2 separate regions of the Mus musculus genome follow, and region 1 is linked to region 2. A link is a loop called in an ENCODE intact Hi-C map of the cell type or tissue named here. Cell type or tissue: gastrocnemius. All regions are shown on one strand. Links, peaks and the distances in the headings refer to the core of each region. The heading gives the core; the rest is flanking DNA.

Region 1 (5,100 bases), core at 410-4,409, 160 kb after region 2:
TAGGGGCCCAAGCCAGACCTAGCAGCTCTCTCTCTCTCTCTCTCTCTCTCTCTCTCTCTCTCTCTCTCTCTCTCTCTCTCTCTCTCTCTCTCTCTCTCTCTCTCTCTCTCTCCCTCTCCTCTCTGCTCTCTCTGTTGCCTGCAGATCTGGATGTAGAATAATCAACTCTGTCTCCAGTGGAGCTGGGGCCATCTTCCAGGTGGAAGGAGACACTGGTCTCCCAAAGACAGTCCTTTGATCTCCATCTGCATACCTGGCATATTCAAGCCCCCTCCCCAGCACACACACACACACACACACACACACATACACAGTGGGGAGGGTGGGTTTAAATCTTGACTACCAGAACATTCTGTCTATCCTATATATCTATCACTTGACCTATGATATAAATTTCTACCAAACAGGACTTTATTCATCTTTGAGCACAGCACCTAGCATAGTAGACGAGCACAAAAACACTCAATAAATGTTGAAGTGATGCACAGACGGAAGAAGAAATGACATGCTTCTGCTTGCAGAAGCCGGGACTCCTCCCCACAGTTCTCTCTGGCCTGATCTCCCTGTGATGCCTCCAAATTCCTCCTGAGCCTTGCAGGAAGAAGCCCAGAGCCTGGGCCACACAAATTGGCTTCTCTTCACCCAGAACAGTGCATGAGTTAACCATGTTAGCCCAAATGTTGCTCTCATTTTCTTCTCCAGATCTGGGTGAAACTGGCTTGCTGCCAGTGACCACGAGGAAAAACAAAAAACAAAAAAAGGATACCACCCCAGACCAACTTGTAGGGGTCAGTCCCCACCCTGCTCTGCTCAGAGGGCCCAGGGGAAGAAGGCTGCGTACCTTTGCCTCTTTCCAGCCTAGAATTCCACTCAGCAGGAAATCTTGCCAGCCCTCCGGCCCTCCCAGAGACTTCAAGTCTGGAAAATCCTTACAGCAAGCCACCATCCCCTCTTGCGCAGATCACCGGATCGTGTTTCTCGGCTCCCACCTTTGCCCTTAGGATTTATTTTTAAAGCAGTGGCCAGAATGTTTGTCTCACTTCTAAAGACATTCTAGAGGCTTCCCACCTCACCCACAAGGAAATTCAGACTTTGCAGTGACCCACAAGGCCCCCAGGTCTGCAGCAATGGGTTCCCATCAACTATATTTCCCGCCCCTGTCCCTTCACCCCACCCACCTTGTCTAGAGCAGCCTTCAGTGGGAAGCAAGACATGCTCCCCCTGGAGCCCCGTTTTCCTGAGAGACGCCACCAGCTGCCTCCTGGGTGTCCCTAATGTTTCTTTTTATTATGCATCAACTGCCGATACATTACATCACTTGCTCGTTTCAGTGTCTGCTTTCCTCCAACACAGATTACACATTCTGAGAAAGTGAAAGCCCATTCACTCTGTCCACTACTCAGTACAGGGTCTGGAATGGGACAAGCACCCATCAAGCACTAATGTGTTTTTGTAGAGCCAGAGGGTTGTAGGAGTTTGGAGGGATAAGAAATATCGATCAAAACGAGTCACGGAGCAGGCAGGGACGTGGCTCATGAACAAAGTGTTTGCTGTGTGTGCAAAGCTGGAAAACTGGGTTTCAGCTCCTCAGAACCCAGGTCAATGCAGATGGGCATGGGGGCCTGCCTAAGTATGATCTTAGCGTTTGGAAAGGGGAGAAAGGAACTTCGGGGCAAGCTTGCTAACTAGACTAGCCGTTTCAGCGAGCTCTGGGTTCAACTGTGAGACCCTCAGTGAATAAGGAGAAGAACAATGGAGATATCAATGCACGCACACACACACACACACACACACACACACAAAGTGATTAACAACTAGCCCCAACCTATGAGAGCACAGCACAGAGTAGGTGCTACTGGGAGGCACACAAGTAGTCCTAAGTGCAGGAAAGCAATCAGACCAACCAAATAACTGACTGTATTACTATCACCATCTCTGCACGTGCTATGGTACCTTATTTTCAAGTTTTACTATGGATTTATTTGCTAGAGCAAATTCAGATGTGAGCATCCAAACCCACATACGCTTCCTGCTCTCTTCCAAGTGGGAGGATTTCTTGCGGCCAGATCTGGTCTTACCATACAGCAAGTTTCCAGGATGTTGGAGTGACACCACCCACCCCTCTTCCACTCACACACCCTCAGAAGCCCACCCCCACCCCCACCGGAGTCCAGGAGAACATAAACTTATACAATTTACAATTCATTGACCTCTGAAAAACCGAGTCACGCCCCCCGAAAGAGAGCAGAGCACAAAAGCTTTCCCAAGCGGGATTCTTTGTTGACACTGGTCTCTGGTTACACCCCAGGCATGAAAAGGGAGGAAATTCTTCAAAGGCAGTGCTCCCCTACTTTTGTGTGTCTCTAGCAGGACCCCTTCCCCCCACTCTGTCCTCCCAGGAGGGAGGCACTGTCAGTTCAAAAGCCTCTGCAGAGGGAGGCACTTTCAGGTTACACCCTATATATAGCTAAAATACTTATAGGGCCTGTCTCGCGTTACTTGGCAAAGGTTTAAAGCCTTAAACAATTCCTGTCAAGTGTGCTGTGTTATGAGGCCTCTTTCCTGTCCAAAACCCTTCTCTGGCCCAGGCCCTGGGAGTCACCTTTCTTCTTCCGGCCACTCCTGGCTTGTCCTCTTTAAGCCTGCAAGAAACAGTCCTGTCACCCCCACCCCCACCCCCACCCCCACCCCCACCCCCGGGCCCAGGTCTGCCCTGGGCTGCAGGGCTAAGTATGCTGTTGATTTCTTGATAATGAGGCCTTTCTGCAGACTCAGCAGTATACTAGCCTGGGAGGCTCCGGCTTTCCTGGGTAAGAGTCAGAGAACAAATATAAGACACGAAGGAAACGCACCTCTGGCCGCCAGTAGTACAGTCTGCCCATCTAGCTGAGACTCTCTCCTGAATACAACTTTCCACACAGCTCTGTAAAGACAAGGGCACTAGGTCCCTTGGAACTGGAATTGTCAGACTCTGTATAGGTGCTAAGAGCTTAACCCGGTCCTCTGGAAGAGCAGCCAGTGCTCATAACAGCCGAATCTTTCTTTCTTTCTTTCTTTCTTTCTTTCTTTCTTTCTTTCTTTCTTTCTTTCTTTCTTTCTTTCTTTCTTCCTTCCTTCCTTCCTTCCTTCCTTCCTTCCTTTCTTCCTTTCTTCCTTTCTTCCTTTCTTCCTTTCTTCCTTCCTTCCTTCCTTCCTTCCTTTCTTCCTTTCTTCCTTCCTTCCTTCCTTCCTTTCCTTCCTTCCTTCCTTCCTTCCTTCCTTCCTTCCTTCCTTCCTTCCTTCCTTTCCTTCCTTCCTTCCTTCTCTCTCTCTCTCTCACTCTCTCTCTCTCTCCCTCTCTCTTTTCTTTCTTTCTTTCTTTCTTTTTAAGACAGAGTCTTGCTTTGTAGACCAGGCTAGCCTCAAACTCGCAACAGTCTTCCTTTCCCTGCCCCCAGACTGATGCGATTGCAGGTATATGCCGGCATGTCTTCATCAAATAACTTTCCTTCAGGAACCACAGTCACCTGGAGTGTGTGTACTGTGCAGGGGGCAGAACCCCAGAAGCCAAGATTGAGAAGGCTACTTCCAGAGGCCTGCATCACACAGACCACAGTCTAGGCCCTGAACACTAAATTTTTAAAAAGTTTTTATTACATTTTAGTTTTTGTCCAGGCCAAGTGTCTTTGGGGGCATGGTGGATGTATGATCAGAGAACAACTTGTGAACATGGTTTTCTCCTTCTACTGTGTGGGTCCCCAGGATTGAACTCTGGTAGTAAAACTTCTGCCACAACCACCTTTACACACTGAGCCATCTTGCTGGCCCAACCAAGCAATTTTACCGGCTGTTGTAAGGGTACAGGAGCTGAATGCCTGAGGAAAGCCGAAGGGGAGGGAAAAAAAAGTATATTTTTCATGCCACAGACAAGCACCATCCTCCATCTGATTAAATAATTCTCTGTTAAAGTGGGGGACACTGCACAAAAATGACTACAAGTGAAAATGAGGGAAACTCTGCTTCTGGAATTGGCATTTGTGTGTTTTTCCAAAGTGGGGGAAAAAATCCGCCTCATATCCTTTTGTTTGTCATGGCACCAGAAAAGGAGGAAAAGAGAATTCTGCTTCTTTCCAACTAAAATGCAAATGACAGGCCCCAGGCTTCCCATGGCTCTTAGAGCCCTCAGAGAAAGGGTGAATTGCCAGCACTGGGGGGAAGAGACACTTTTAAAGAGCTACAGAAGAAACTGCAGCATCCCAAGGCCCCCTCCTGCATCTCGATGAACACTGCCAGCATCCTTACCTGCAAGGCCTGGAGGTACCACAGTGCTGCTCACCCGTGAGAAGTTCTGGGGTGGGCACATGCCAAGGACACATCAAATCTCAGCTGAAGGAACACGGTTTAAAGTTGAAGTCCAAGCTTTACAGGAGCCTTCAGGTAGGAAAACAGAGTTGTGGCTGTTTTCTTCAGGAGTTGATTAAAATGCTGAACGCATGTTACTTTCTTCTTAAGGAGAACACTTCTAGATAGAGCTGGCTTTCCAGAAGTGACATTTGTGCCGGCTAGTCTAATGTCAGCACACACACAAACCACAGTTATCTGAAAGGAGAAAAAGTTGATTGAGACAATGGCTCCATAAGATCTGGCTGTGGTACATTTTTTTAGTTAGTGATCGACAGGAGAGGGCCCAGTCCATTGTGGGTGGTTCCACTCCTGGGCTGATGGTCCTGGCTCTATAAGAAAGCAGGCTGGGCAAGCCATAGGGAACAAGCCAGTAAGCAACATACCTCCATGGCCTCTGCATCAGCCCCTGCCTCCAGGTTCCTGCCCTGTTTGAGTTCTTGTCTTGACTTCCTTTGGTGATAGACAGCAATATGGAAGTGTAAGCTGGATCAACCCTTCCCCCACACCCTAGTTGCTTTTTGGTTACAGGGTTTCATTGCAGCAATAGAAACCCTAACTAAGACAACTTTCTTCTGCATATAATAATTGAGTTCTCCAAATAGATCTGAGTCAGTCACGTGATCATCAAAATAAAAACAGGTTTATTTGGGTTAAGGAATATTTTCAGAAATGTGTATGTGAAAAGGACACATAACACATGGAGTGCCCAGAAATACT
Region 2 (5,100 bases), core at 601-4,600:
AGACCTTGTTTCAAAAAATAAGGTAGAGGGCAACTAAGGAAAGCCCCTGACATCAACCTTTGGCCTCCACACACTCCAGAATGAGTACACACACACACACACACACACACACACACAATTTTTTTTTTTGTTATTGTAGTTAATATCCCAGAAGGCGTCTTGAAACCATGGTGATAGTAACAGTTGCACAACTGTAATCCCTGCACTTGGGAGGCTGAGACAAGAGGATGCCAAGTTCAAAGCCAGCTGCTTCCATAGGGGGAATCTGTCTGATAACAAAACAACAACACACACACCACTACCACCACACACACACATACAGAGTTACTGGCTCATTTGATTGCTGTTACTGTTGCTGTTTGCACGCAGCATCTCTCCTGTGAGTGAGTGAGGTGAATCTGGACCCTGACCTGGCCACCCTTACTTTCAGAGCTCTGAGCAGGTCTGTAGCAGATCCCAATTTGCAAGGCTGGTGAAGGAACAGAGGGTAAGAAGTGATTCCTGCGTCTGCCCTTTGCCCCCTCCGAGGTCACATTGCTTAATGAATCTAGCTGAAAAAAAAAAAAAAACAGTTGAGTGTTGGGAGAGTCGCAGCATCCATGTGTCTTCATAAAGTACCTGTCTCTATACAACAGGCCACTTTCTTCTAATAAAAAGCTCATAAGACAGGCAACTGGACGTGTGGATCTCCAAGCTTACAGAATGAACTCGAACTTGAAAGAGATCCAGCCCATAACGACATTTATTATTTTTAGAGCATTACCTAGTCATTTTGATTAATTCTCTTAGAGTACTTTTCCCTCAAGCTCCCTAGGGGGAGGAGGGTGTGTTGGGGGGAGGGGGGAGGTCTAACGAGACTGTAAAAATACAAATTTAACCTCGGTGAGGAGTTGACATGTTTAGAACTGTAACATGGCAAATCATTGTGAAATCTTCTAATGGGTGCCCGTCCCCTGCCAAACAAGCCCAGCACCCAAAGCACACAAAGAAATCATTGAAAGACACTGGACCGTGTCCAAAAGGCCAGGGCTAATGTTTCACCTAATCTCCCTCCTGGTCTCTCCTGCCTACTGCCGGCCCCACCCACAGGATCCGCACTGGAGAGCTCCCCGCAGCTGCTCCGGGGCATTTACACCCTCTCACCCCACAGCAGCAGGAGGAAAACCATTATGAAGCCAGCAATATAAAAGGGGAAAGATGCGTGGAGGGGGGAGGTGGGAGCTGATGGAGGCAGCGCCTGTTTTCTGGCAGGGTTGCTATGCTTGGGGTGGGGCCAGGAAGAAGGCCCAAATGGGGCCAGAGGTGACCCTGGTTCACGTTTCCTAGGACACTGCAACTTAGGGTAGAAGTGCCTAGGAGCTGGTAACAACAGGGCTTGTTTTTTGTTTTGTTAAGTTCAATTTGTTTCCAACTCTTCTTATCTTGGCTCTGTCTTGGGCATCACAGACTCCAGAGCTTTGCAGGCACAGGGTGGGGTAGGGTGGGGCTGAGTCATTCTTTCTTTCTTTTCTCTTAAAGGGATAGGACTAGGGACGCCTCTTTGAATGCCTGTGGTTTGCTCAGATGTGATGGCAGTCCTTAGTAAAATACTCCGACCAGGCAAGAGTTCTTTTTTCTCTTTGAGGGAGGCTTTCACAGAGATGGCCACCAACAAATTCTAAGGGCAGAAAGGATGTTTGCTGGGAGGACTTTGGACCTGTAAGATAACCCTGATGTTAATCATTATTTCAGCTGGCCAGAGCTGGCCTTGAACTTCTGGACTTGCTAAGTTGAATATGAAGAAATAAATCCAGTCCGGTTGGTTGTAGTGGATGTTTTTAATTCCAGCACTCAGAGGCCGAGGCAGGCTGATCTCTGCAAATTCCAGGACAGCCAGAGCTACACAAAGAAACCCTGTCTTGAAAAGCCAAAAATAAAAAAAAAAATAAAATAAAATAAAATAAAGAAATAGATCCCTTTTAAAAATGAGCATTGATGTAAATGTGAACCTCAGGATTTGTCAAAATTTGTCTGGGAAAAGTATTATGCTTAATATAGGGGCTGTCCAGGTTTGGGAGTCACAGGCCCAGCTGGAATCTCAGCTCCATCATTTCCAGGCCTGTGGCTGTGGCCCATATCTACAGCCTCAGTTCCCCATCTCTAGTAAGGGCAGTGATAGCCTCTGGCTCCCCAAGAGTTCCTTCAGCTGCTCCGGCATCTCAACAGATGTGTATGGCTTGTGCACCCTCCTCCAATCCACAGAGGACATGTGCGCTTCAGCCAGCAAGGAACAAAGGAAAAAAAGTTCAGCCCCTTCCTTGCAGCTTTGTATGGATCGAGAAGTAGCTTCAAACACACAGGACCCAGACACCCTAAGGCTCTTTCTCTTGTTTACTTATTTTTTTATTTTATTTTTCCATTCCATAGCCCTCACTGTGTGATAAGCGCCTTCTGAGCGCTTGACAGAGGTTGACTCCGCCCACCTTTCACCAGTTGCCTATGAAATGCACAGTCTGGGGATTCTTGTTTTGCAGGGGAGGAAACAAACACAGCTTATGGTCCAGGGACATGGCACAAGGGTCTCACCAGTCAAGACTTGAACCCAGGCAACCTAAGCCCTTGTCTTTGTGGGGATTGTGGGCAACTGTTTATTTGGTGAGGGCAACCAAAGGTCTCTCTGTATGAGATACCCAGGCTAGCTCTGCACAGCCTAGAAAATATTATTACTGAAGTTGTCAAAGTCTTCACTGATAAACATTCATAGCCAGAACCTCGGACCAGAAGGACCAGATGAGGTCAGCGGAACAGAGAAGCTGGTTCCCAGCCCTGTGGCTCGCTGCCCATCGCTCCACTCCCACCAGGAGGCGGCTGCAGCCTCTTCTCTGGTCTCCCCCTCAGCCTTTTGGCTCAGTTGACTGTGAATTTGCTGATGGTTGCAGCCTGAGTAGGTGGAGGGTGGCGGGAAGGAGAAAACATCGAAGGAGTCAAGGATAAAGGAAACAACTGGTTTTTAAATTCCAGTGGTTATAAAATCAGTAGCTGGCCATGGCAGACATTGCAAAAGTGGCAGATTTCGATCCTGTTTCCCAGACTCTGTCTCCCCATCCACTTTCCAGCTAGGTATGGTCAGTCACAGGACCCAAATCAGGCCTTTTGTCCTTTCCCTCCACCCCACCCCACCTCCTAGCAGTCCTTCTTGTCCACTTCTTTCTTTGAATGTATGTGCAGTACTTGGTCATGCAGGGGTTAAAGACATATATAATAATAGGGGTGTAGGGATAAAAACGAAAATATGGCTAAGATCAAATGCAATGTGATAACAGGGGTGCAGGGATTCGATACAGATGTGATGACTGGGGTGCAGGGATTCGATACAGATGTGATGACTGGGGTGTAGGGATTCGATACAGATGTGATAACGGGTGCAGAAGCTGCCACATGTAAACCATGAAGGAAGAGCCAGGAAGCTCTCAGGCATCAGCTCTACAGTGCTGAGCTGTTGTGCCACGTGAGTTCAGAGTTTTGCTGTTTTCAGCTTAGGATGATCCTGTCATCAATACTCATAGAAAAGTCACGAGAAACAGGAAAAACAAGACGGGGGGGGGGGCGGGGGGGATATCACCTGTGATCCTATTACCCAGATGTTATTTCAAAATATATTTTTTCCATTTCCCCTCTTCTAATGTTTTTCAAAAATACAGAACAGAAGGTCCATTGGCAACTGACCCTTTTTTAGTGTGCTGTGGTCACTTTTCTGTATCAGTCACATCCATTACCCAGGTTTCTAAGAATTCTTTAACTCCAAGTATTAATAATAATCATTCAGTCATGTTTGTACATTCCTCTTTGTCTGATTATTTCCTTTGGATTACTAAAACTGCCATTACATGTTGGATTGCGTGTGTGTGTTTATGTATGTGTGTGTCCTCCCGTGTGCATATACTCAGCAGCTAGATCAGAGCATCTATCACTCTTCATCCTACAGCTCTCAGACAGGGTTTCTCCCTGGACCAGAAGCTCACCATATTAGCTAGACTTGGCTGGCCAGTGAGCTCTGGGGAATCTGCCCTTCTCTGCCCTTCAGCGCTGAGTTTACAGGCATGCACAGCTATGCGCAGCTTCTCTTGAGAGCACTGGGAATTTGAACTCAGGTCCTCATGTTTGCAGAGCAAGGGCTCTTGCCCACCAAGCCATCTCTCCAGCTCTAACAAAGTGTTACATATTAGGCTTTACATATTTAAGATAAAGCATCTTCCCGAAAGATCTCCTCAGACTTCTTCATGTCACTATCTACACTTTCAGTTGTCATCTTTGAAGAGATACTCATCAGCTCAATAATTAAAATCCCAGAGAAACTGACTTCATAACTGAACTACATAATTTGGCATTTCTCTATAATATGTGCCCTTTCCAACTCAACCAACTGCTCACCACGTGCTCACACCGGCTAGGTTAGCTTATGTTAGCTCTTAGCTTGTGTTAGCTCTTTCCATACGTGCAAACCACTATCTTTTTGTTATATATGAAAAGTGCATCTTTGCGAGGAGGGGATGAGGTAAGTAACTTGCCTAAGGTCACACAACTCGTTGGTGACCAGACTAGACTTTGTAATTAGATCTGCAGGACTCTAGAGCAGAGATGAAAGAGAAGGAGGAGGGAGGGACAGAAAGAGGGAAAGAGAGTCCTCAGCTGGAAGTGCTGTGAAGTTCTCTACGTTTCAGGTAACTTATCCAGGGACCAACAGCAAAGATTCTCACAAGGTAACTGAAGGATGCAGCTATGGAGTAGTTGAGGAGGGGACCATCCAAGTCCAGTCTGTTGTACGCTGCCAACAGATACTCATGGAGAAATTTTGTCTTCCTAGGCCTGGAGGGGCAGACTGAAGTTTACCGTTGAGAACCCGGTGAGATCTGTAGCCATGGAAATGCGGTGGCTACAGTCACAGCCCTTGCCAAACCCAGGCGAACCTGTGACACTATCACTTCTAGCCCTACCTGCTGTTGGCAACTTCCAACCATAATGAAATGAAGAAATGAAAGGCTGGGACCCATCACCCACAGAAGTCTAGGACACACAGAAAGGGGGAGAAGGCTAGTGAGTGACCCTACAGAGGCCATCAGA

Evidence for each region. Hi-C counts contacts between places; a loop is a spot of excess contacts. Peaks named below come from ENCODE experiments on the same cell type or tissue, not always from the same donor. Only the 100,000 strongest peaks of a DNase experiment are listed, where the experiment ranks them.
Region 1: a loop joins it to region 2, with 1.9 times the contacts of the local background. A loop is called at or near these places in 1 of 42 quality-filtered maps.

The regions. Positions count from the first base shown.
Region 1 is chr5:64,737,293-64,742,392 of GRCm38, forward strand. LOC105244755 (a long non-coding RNA gene) reads right to left here and starts at 4,645. Exons shown (of 4, transcript XR_868443.3): 1 at 4,282-4,645. In gastrocnemius, for the core only: no CTCF peak of the experiment used is centred there; a DNase peak (open chromatin) is centred at 2,375; H3K4me3 peaks cover 907 bases; H3K27ac peaks cover 1,425 bases.
Region 2 is chr5:64,578,802-64,583,901 of GRCm38, forward strand. No RefSeq gene overlaps it. Among named protein-coding and RNA genes, the nearest start is that of Gm3716, 29 kb to the right of the region's middle. In gastrocnemius, for the core only: a CTCF peak has its summit at 2,847 (motif pointing right); DNase peaks (open chromatin) are centred at 1,184 and 2,827; H3K4me3 peaks cover 724 bases; H3K27ac peaks cover 2,491 bases.